Regions from separate parts of the Homo sapiens genome. Here region 1 is linked to region 2. The links are chromatin contacts, found by Hi-C or POLR2A ChIA-PET in ENCODE. All regions are on one chromosome and are shown on one strand. Each heading gives the region's core, a stretch centred on a gene start or an enhancer-like site at or near the end of the contact. The rest is flanking DNA. Distances are from core to core; before and after follow the strand shown. Region 1 overlaps SDK1 (sidekick cell adhesion molecule 1). Region 2 has its middle 20 kb from the start of GNA12.

Evidence for each region. A loop is a pair of places that touch in the nucleus more often than their neighbours do. ChIA-PET counts read pairs that join two places held with the same protein, here RNA polymerase II (POLR2A). Pooled maps may share reads with other maps.
Region 1: a loop to region 2 is called in a map of IMR-90, with 4 times the contacts of the local background. The contact joins two enhancer-like sites. A Hi-C loop is called at or near these places in 1 of 168 maps with a recorded cell type or tissue (IMR-90) and 2 of 50 pooled maps. POLR2A ChIA-PET finds 5 or more read pairs at or near these places in 1 of 52 experiments (H1).

Annotation. Positions count from the first base shown.
Region 1 is chr7:3,435,521-3,438,546 of GRCh38, forward strand. The region is part of intron 1 of SDK1 (sidekick cell adhesion molecule 1); the gene reads left to right. The region is part of intron 1 of LOC124901577 (a long non-coding RNA gene); the gene reads left to right. Among named protein-coding and RNA genes, the nearest start is that of SDK1-AS1, 85 kb to the left of the region's middle. Within about 2 kb of position 1,296, at least 4 of the 41 ENCODE cell types and tissues checked have a DNase peak (open chromatin) inside an H3K27ac peak, as active enhancers do.
Region 2 is chr7:2,862,367-2,865,269 of GRCh38, forward strand. No RefSeq gene overlaps it. Among named protein-coding and RNA genes, the nearest start is that of GNA12, 20 kb to the left of the region's middle. RefSeq lists enhancers at 48-694, 1,343-1,472 and a silencer at 2,250-2,329. Within about 2 kb of position 1,430, at least 39 of the 41 ENCODE cell types and tissues checked have a DNase peak (open chromatin) inside an H3K27ac peak, as active enhancers do.

The DNA of each region.
Region 1 (3,026 bases), core at 46-2,545, 570 kb after region 2:
ATTATTATTATTATTTTGTATTTTAGTAGAGACGGGGTTTCACCGTGTTGTCCAGGCTGGTTTCGAACTCCTGAGCTCAGGCAATCCGCCCGCTTCGGCCTCCCAAAGTGCTGGGATTACAGGAGTGAGCCACTGCACTCTGTGGGGGCTTTTAAAGAGGAAGTGAAGGGTAACTCATCTCTATCCTACTTTACATGCCCCACCTAAGTCCAACTCCCACTGCCTGTCTTCTAAGGGACATCTTGTGGCTTGTTCTCTGCTCTGCTCGTATTCAGTCTCTACGTCCCTCATGCTTTCTCATGGATTTACAATGATTACTTACTCTCAAACTTATATTTCCAGCCCTAACCTCTCCAGTGATCATTTGTTAACAAGATTGTGTTAAAGGAAGCAACAAAGGTTCTTCTATTGGATGTAGTTGAAAAAGCAGAACTGTTGCTCTGGCCTAAACATTAACTTTGGAGAGGTTTAAATTCTGTTTAGAAGTTATAAATGAGCTTAATATCATGTGATTTGCATGATAAGTTATTTTAAAGAGTTTAAATCCATGATTGTTCAAAATAGGTTGTTTTATTTTCAATATAATATGGTTCTTAATTGTAACATTAATGAACACTGAAGACATTTTTAAGATTCATTTATGTAAAGTGATTTGATGAAGTAAGCTGACATTTGATGGACTTAGTGGAAGTTTAGACCCAATTTGCATTTCAGTGGTATTTTATGGCTGACTTTAGAAAACTTTTTAGATAGGATTTCTCGGTAAATTAAAGGATTTAGAGGGATGATTACGAAATAATTGATTAAAAAGTGTGCAATATTGGTTTTCATTGAACTTAAGCTTGTATGGGTTCAATTTAAAACCTAATTCAATACATTTTAGATTTTATATTTCCCTGAACCTCTTCTGCTGTATTAATTTTGTCATGCTTGTCATTCTAATCTAATGATGATTTAATGTTTGCAAACCTGAATAAATCTGTATGCAAGGAGTTTTGCTGTGTTTTTAATCAATGAAGATTGAAATTTGGCAACTGAGGTGATAAAAAATGAAAAATTTTAAATAGAAAATGAAAATAATGATTATACTTTAGAAAGTACTCTTATTAATGTTCTTGGCTATGAACCATGTAATATTTTTCTCTTATTTTTATCGTGTAATATTTTGAAGGTGACTGAACCTTAAAAGAAGTAATTGCCACTAAATCGTGAAGAATGTTTAAATTAGAACAGATTCTTTGTCCTCACTGTCTTCCCCTTTCCCTGAAATCTGTAGTCTAGAGTTGTGAATAAGAGCCAGAAGAATGTTAAACTGCCTTTTAAAAACTCGTCTACCCTCCCCAAGAACCTACATAGACAATAGAATGTTCTGTAATGAAAGTGTATCTTTACCTCATTATTTATTTATTTTATTGAGCAAAAAATGTAGAACATAGAATGTCTAACGGATTAGTCACAATAAAAAAAATTTCCTGGGTTATATATGTAAGGGGCAGCGGCTGCTCCTCTATCAGTCCAGGAGAGCCTGGTCTGATTTCACATTGCTTTTCTTTCCACATGATCTCATGACACTAAAAGACGATTAATACATCCTTTAAAAATCAATACGGGACATTTTACTGTAGTCCTTCACCTTTATTGTTCAGTACCCTTCAGGGGTGAAAGGAGATATTCCAATGCAAAAAATATGTCTGAAAACCTGAGTGGTAAGTAATAAAAGTTTTTTTTTCTCTTAAAAAGTCTTATAACATTGTTATTTCCCAGATTTGAGGGGTGGGCCTTGGGGTGGAATTAAAAAATCAGTGTAATCATTTGTAAGGACAAAATGCGAGTTTCTATAAAGAATGTTTTAGCATAATGTCACTAATGTTTTGCAGTGTGTAGAGAGCAAACTTTAAAAAAAGATGTGAAAATTTACAAACCAGTAATCCTCTATTTCATGTGCCAGCAGTCAAAATTACGTGTGATCGGCTGGGTGCAGTGGCTCACACTTGTAATCTCAGAGCTTTGGGAAGCTGAGGTGGGAAGATTGCTTGAGGTCAGGAGTTTGAGATCAGCCTGGGCAACAGCAAGACCCCTTCTCTACAAAAAATAAAGTTAGCTGGATGTGATGGTGCGCGCCTGTAGTCCCACCTATTTCAGGGGGCAGGGCTAGGAGTTTCAGGTTTCAGTGAGCTGTGATCGTGCCACTGCACTCCAGCCTGGGTGACAGAGTCGGATCCTGTCTCTGCCAAAAAATTAATAATACTAAAAAAATTAGATATGATTAAGGATACCAAAAAATTATTCAGATACCTTAGTGGAAGCTTTGGCTGAATAGAAGTTCCATCTTTTGTAGTACTGAAACCAAGTGAAGGGATTACGTAGTTGACATCTCTGAAAGAGAGAACGCAGTGGTAATGAGAATACTCCCCCTACGTTTGTGTATGAGCCTTGGCAGTTTCTTTTACACTCTCTCATTTAATCCTCTAAGACCTGAGACATTGTTGGGGCAAGTGGAATTATTCTGCATTTTATAGATGAAGAAATGGACTTGGAATAATTAAGTTATTTACAGCTAACCCGCACCCCAGATCTCTTGACCTAGCCCCCTGCATCCTGCCTTTGCCCCAGAGTGCTTTTAATGTTCTGCATTGCATGGTCTTTTTGTTCATTTTATTTTATGTATCATAGTTAATACTAAACTGAACGTTTGCTGCTAAGACCTATATTATTTTATATTCCCAATGAATATGACTTCTGCATAAAAACATTTAACTAGGGTAATCATTTTATAGTATGTGCCTGTTGTCTCTGCTATATCTATCACCTTCATGTGAAGACAGAGAAAATAGAATATGCTGTGTATTCGAAATAATTTCTTCTTTACAATGATGTATTCTAGATTCTAACATTTACATATGAGAGAAGCTTCATAAATGTTACGTTTTCTGTGGCCGCTATTTCTGTCTTATCTGTGCTGTCTACACAGTGAGGACAGCTGCAGAGACACTGCCAGTCTCATGAAGTGTCCATTGTGAAGGCCC
Region 2 (2,903 bases), core at 180-2,679:
GGTTTTGTTTCTCTGGAGAACCCCCAACTAATACAGTACTAGTTATGCCTCTCCCAGCTAAGGTCCCAGGAAGTACAATTCTACCCATTACCCTTAAGACATCACAGATGATCGGTCAGTACTAATAAGTGCTGTACGGTTATTGGACAGATTCGAGTTAACGTATGGAGAACAGGCAGGGTGCAAAGTGCATCCTGGCGTAGACCCCAGCTCTGCCAGGCACTAGCTCTGTAGGCTCTTGAACAACTTCCTTACCTCCCTGTGCCTTGTTTTCTTTTTTTTTTTTTCCCGAGACGGAGTCTCTCTCTGTTGCCCAGGCTGGAGTGCAGTGGCAGGATCTTGGCTCACCACAACCTCCACCTCCCGGGTTTGAGCAATTCCCCTGCCTCAGCCTCCTGAGTAGCTGGGATTACAGTTGTGTGCCATCACGCCTGGCTAATTTTTGTATTTTTAGTAGAGACGGGGTTTCACTATGTTGGCCAGGCTGGTCTCGAACTCCTTACCTCACAATGCGCCCTCCTCGGCCTCCCAAAGTGCTGGGATTATAAGTGTGCGCCACCGCACCCGGCCCTTGGTTTTCTATTCTGTAAAACGGAAGTGACCCGGTGGAGATAAAGGGGTAAATGCAGAGAATGAACTCAGAACATGCCGGTCGCCTTGGCAGTGCTCGCTAAGTGTTTGCATTTTTTTCCCTCCCTGTAACCGCTAGACCACCACGGAACTTGCATTTTTTGCTACTGGATGACAGGTCTTCCTCCTCTCCCAGGGTGGCTGTCTGGCAGGTTTCCCCACTTCCTGCAGTCTTCTCTGCCCTAGGGGACCAGTAGCCATGTTTCTGCCCCAACAAGTAACCTCCTTGCCCTGTCCTGGCTCCCGGGATCCTTCCTCTGGTGGTCTGCACGGGCCACGGCGCTCAGGGTGCCGCAGCGGCAAAGTGGGCAGTGGTCGCCCGTGTTCCAGGGAAGGAGGAGGGTGAGGGCGCCTGACCTCAGAGACCCCCAGAAGGTATCTGTGGGGGCACAGATGACCAGGAGCCCTGGAGTTAGTTCCATTTGCTGGCTGTGACCTTGGAAAGCCAGCAATGATTCAGGACCGGCTGCACAATTTGTGCAAAATGAAAATGTGGGGCCTCTTGTCCAAAAAGTATTACGAATTTCAAAACAGCCACAGCAGAGCACCACGCCGAGCAAGGGCCCTTCTCAGTACAGACCCTGAGCCTCCCGAGAGTGTGAGTGCTGGGGAAATCTGGGGAAAGAGGCCAAGGCTGTCCAGAGCCGAGCCCCTCCCTGGGGATTGTGTCTGGGGCCCGCAAACTCCCCAGGCGGAGGGAAGAGCCAGTCCTCCGGAGACGCTGGGCACCGAGCCTCCTCCAGGCCCGGAGAACGAGCCTGTAGCCTGTCGCTGTTTGCTGAGGGCCCTGACCTCTGTGGGAACACACAGGAAGTGGTTCATTTTCTCCCCACCAGTGACTCACTCCCGTCAGCCCTGCCCTTTCCAATCTCTGCTTCCTGTCCCTTAGCCTCAGCTTGGGTAATTCTGGGCAATAGAAAGGCCAGTCTGGTTGAGTCTGAAACTGCCATCTCACATGCAATTTCGCACTCATCTTGTCCCCCACTGAAGGGCTGGCTTAGCCTTGGCCGGAGAGCCCTGGAGAAGGAGGGGAGAGGTCGGGGGGACTGGCTGCGGTCCTTCCTCTTTCTCCTGGCTTCTGGGGTTGGGAGGGGAAGAGGAGGAAGAGGAGGAGGAGGAGAAGGTCTGGAGTGTCGGCACAATAGTAATATCAATAACAATAGCAGCTAATATTTACTGCAAGTGGTTCTCTGGGTCTGGAGATGCTCCAAGCACTTTTCTGACCGTAAGTTATGGCATTAAGTTTTGTAACTAGGAGGTAGGTCCTGTAATAAGGTCCTGTTGTAATTCCCATTTTTCTCTGTTGAGGAAACAGGCTGAGACAAGGTAGGTAATGTGCCCAAGGCCACAAAATTAGGAGGTGGCAGAGTCAGGATTGGAACCCAAGGTCTTCCTGATTCCACATCCGTTGCCCAGTCACTCCACTGCCTCACTTTCGCAAGAGTCCATATAAAGTTCCTGAGGTTGGGGCCTGGGACCTGTGGCAAGGTAAGTGTCCAGGGATTCAGCTAAGATGAGGCTTACACTTTTTTTTTTTTTGATAGAGTCTCTCTCTGTTGCCCAGGCTGGAGTGCAGTGGCAAGATCTCAGCTCACTACAACCTCTGCCTCCTAGGTTCAAATGATTCTCCCACCTCAGCCTCCCGAGTAGTTGTGACTACAGGCATGTGCCACCACGCTTGGCTAATTTTTCTATTTTTTGGTAGAGACGGGGTTTCACTGTCGGCCAGGCTGGTCTCAAACTCCTGACCTCAAGTTATCACCCCGCCTCGGCCTCCTGAAGTGTTGGGATTACAGGCGTGAGCCACTGCGCCCGGCCTGAGATGAAGCTTATTGAGGGTACTGAGAAAGATTTTTGACTCAATTTCTGAACCTTGTGAATTCTCACAGCACTTAACAGTAAGGAATTATCTGATATTTACATGCTTGTTATCTGCTTTCCTCATTAGGATGCAAACTTCATAAAACCATTTTGTTCATCTCTTCCTGATACCTGGTATGCGCTCACTAAATGCTTGGGAACGTGAATGAATGAATGAAACGTCTTCTGACGTGATCCTTGTATCTACATCTCCTTGCTGCGGCCAAGTCTCAGGTGCACCCTGAGCTCAGTGGTGGTCTTGCCTTTGCCCAGAGTGGGATGGGGTCCAGGTGGGGTGTCCCAAGCAGCCTGAAGAACATGACTCGAAATTCCCATCTGTGACCACCAGGTGTCGCTCATGCCACACAAGGAAACCCATAGATGGCCTCTGCTGAATTAGGGGTGCAGCGGGT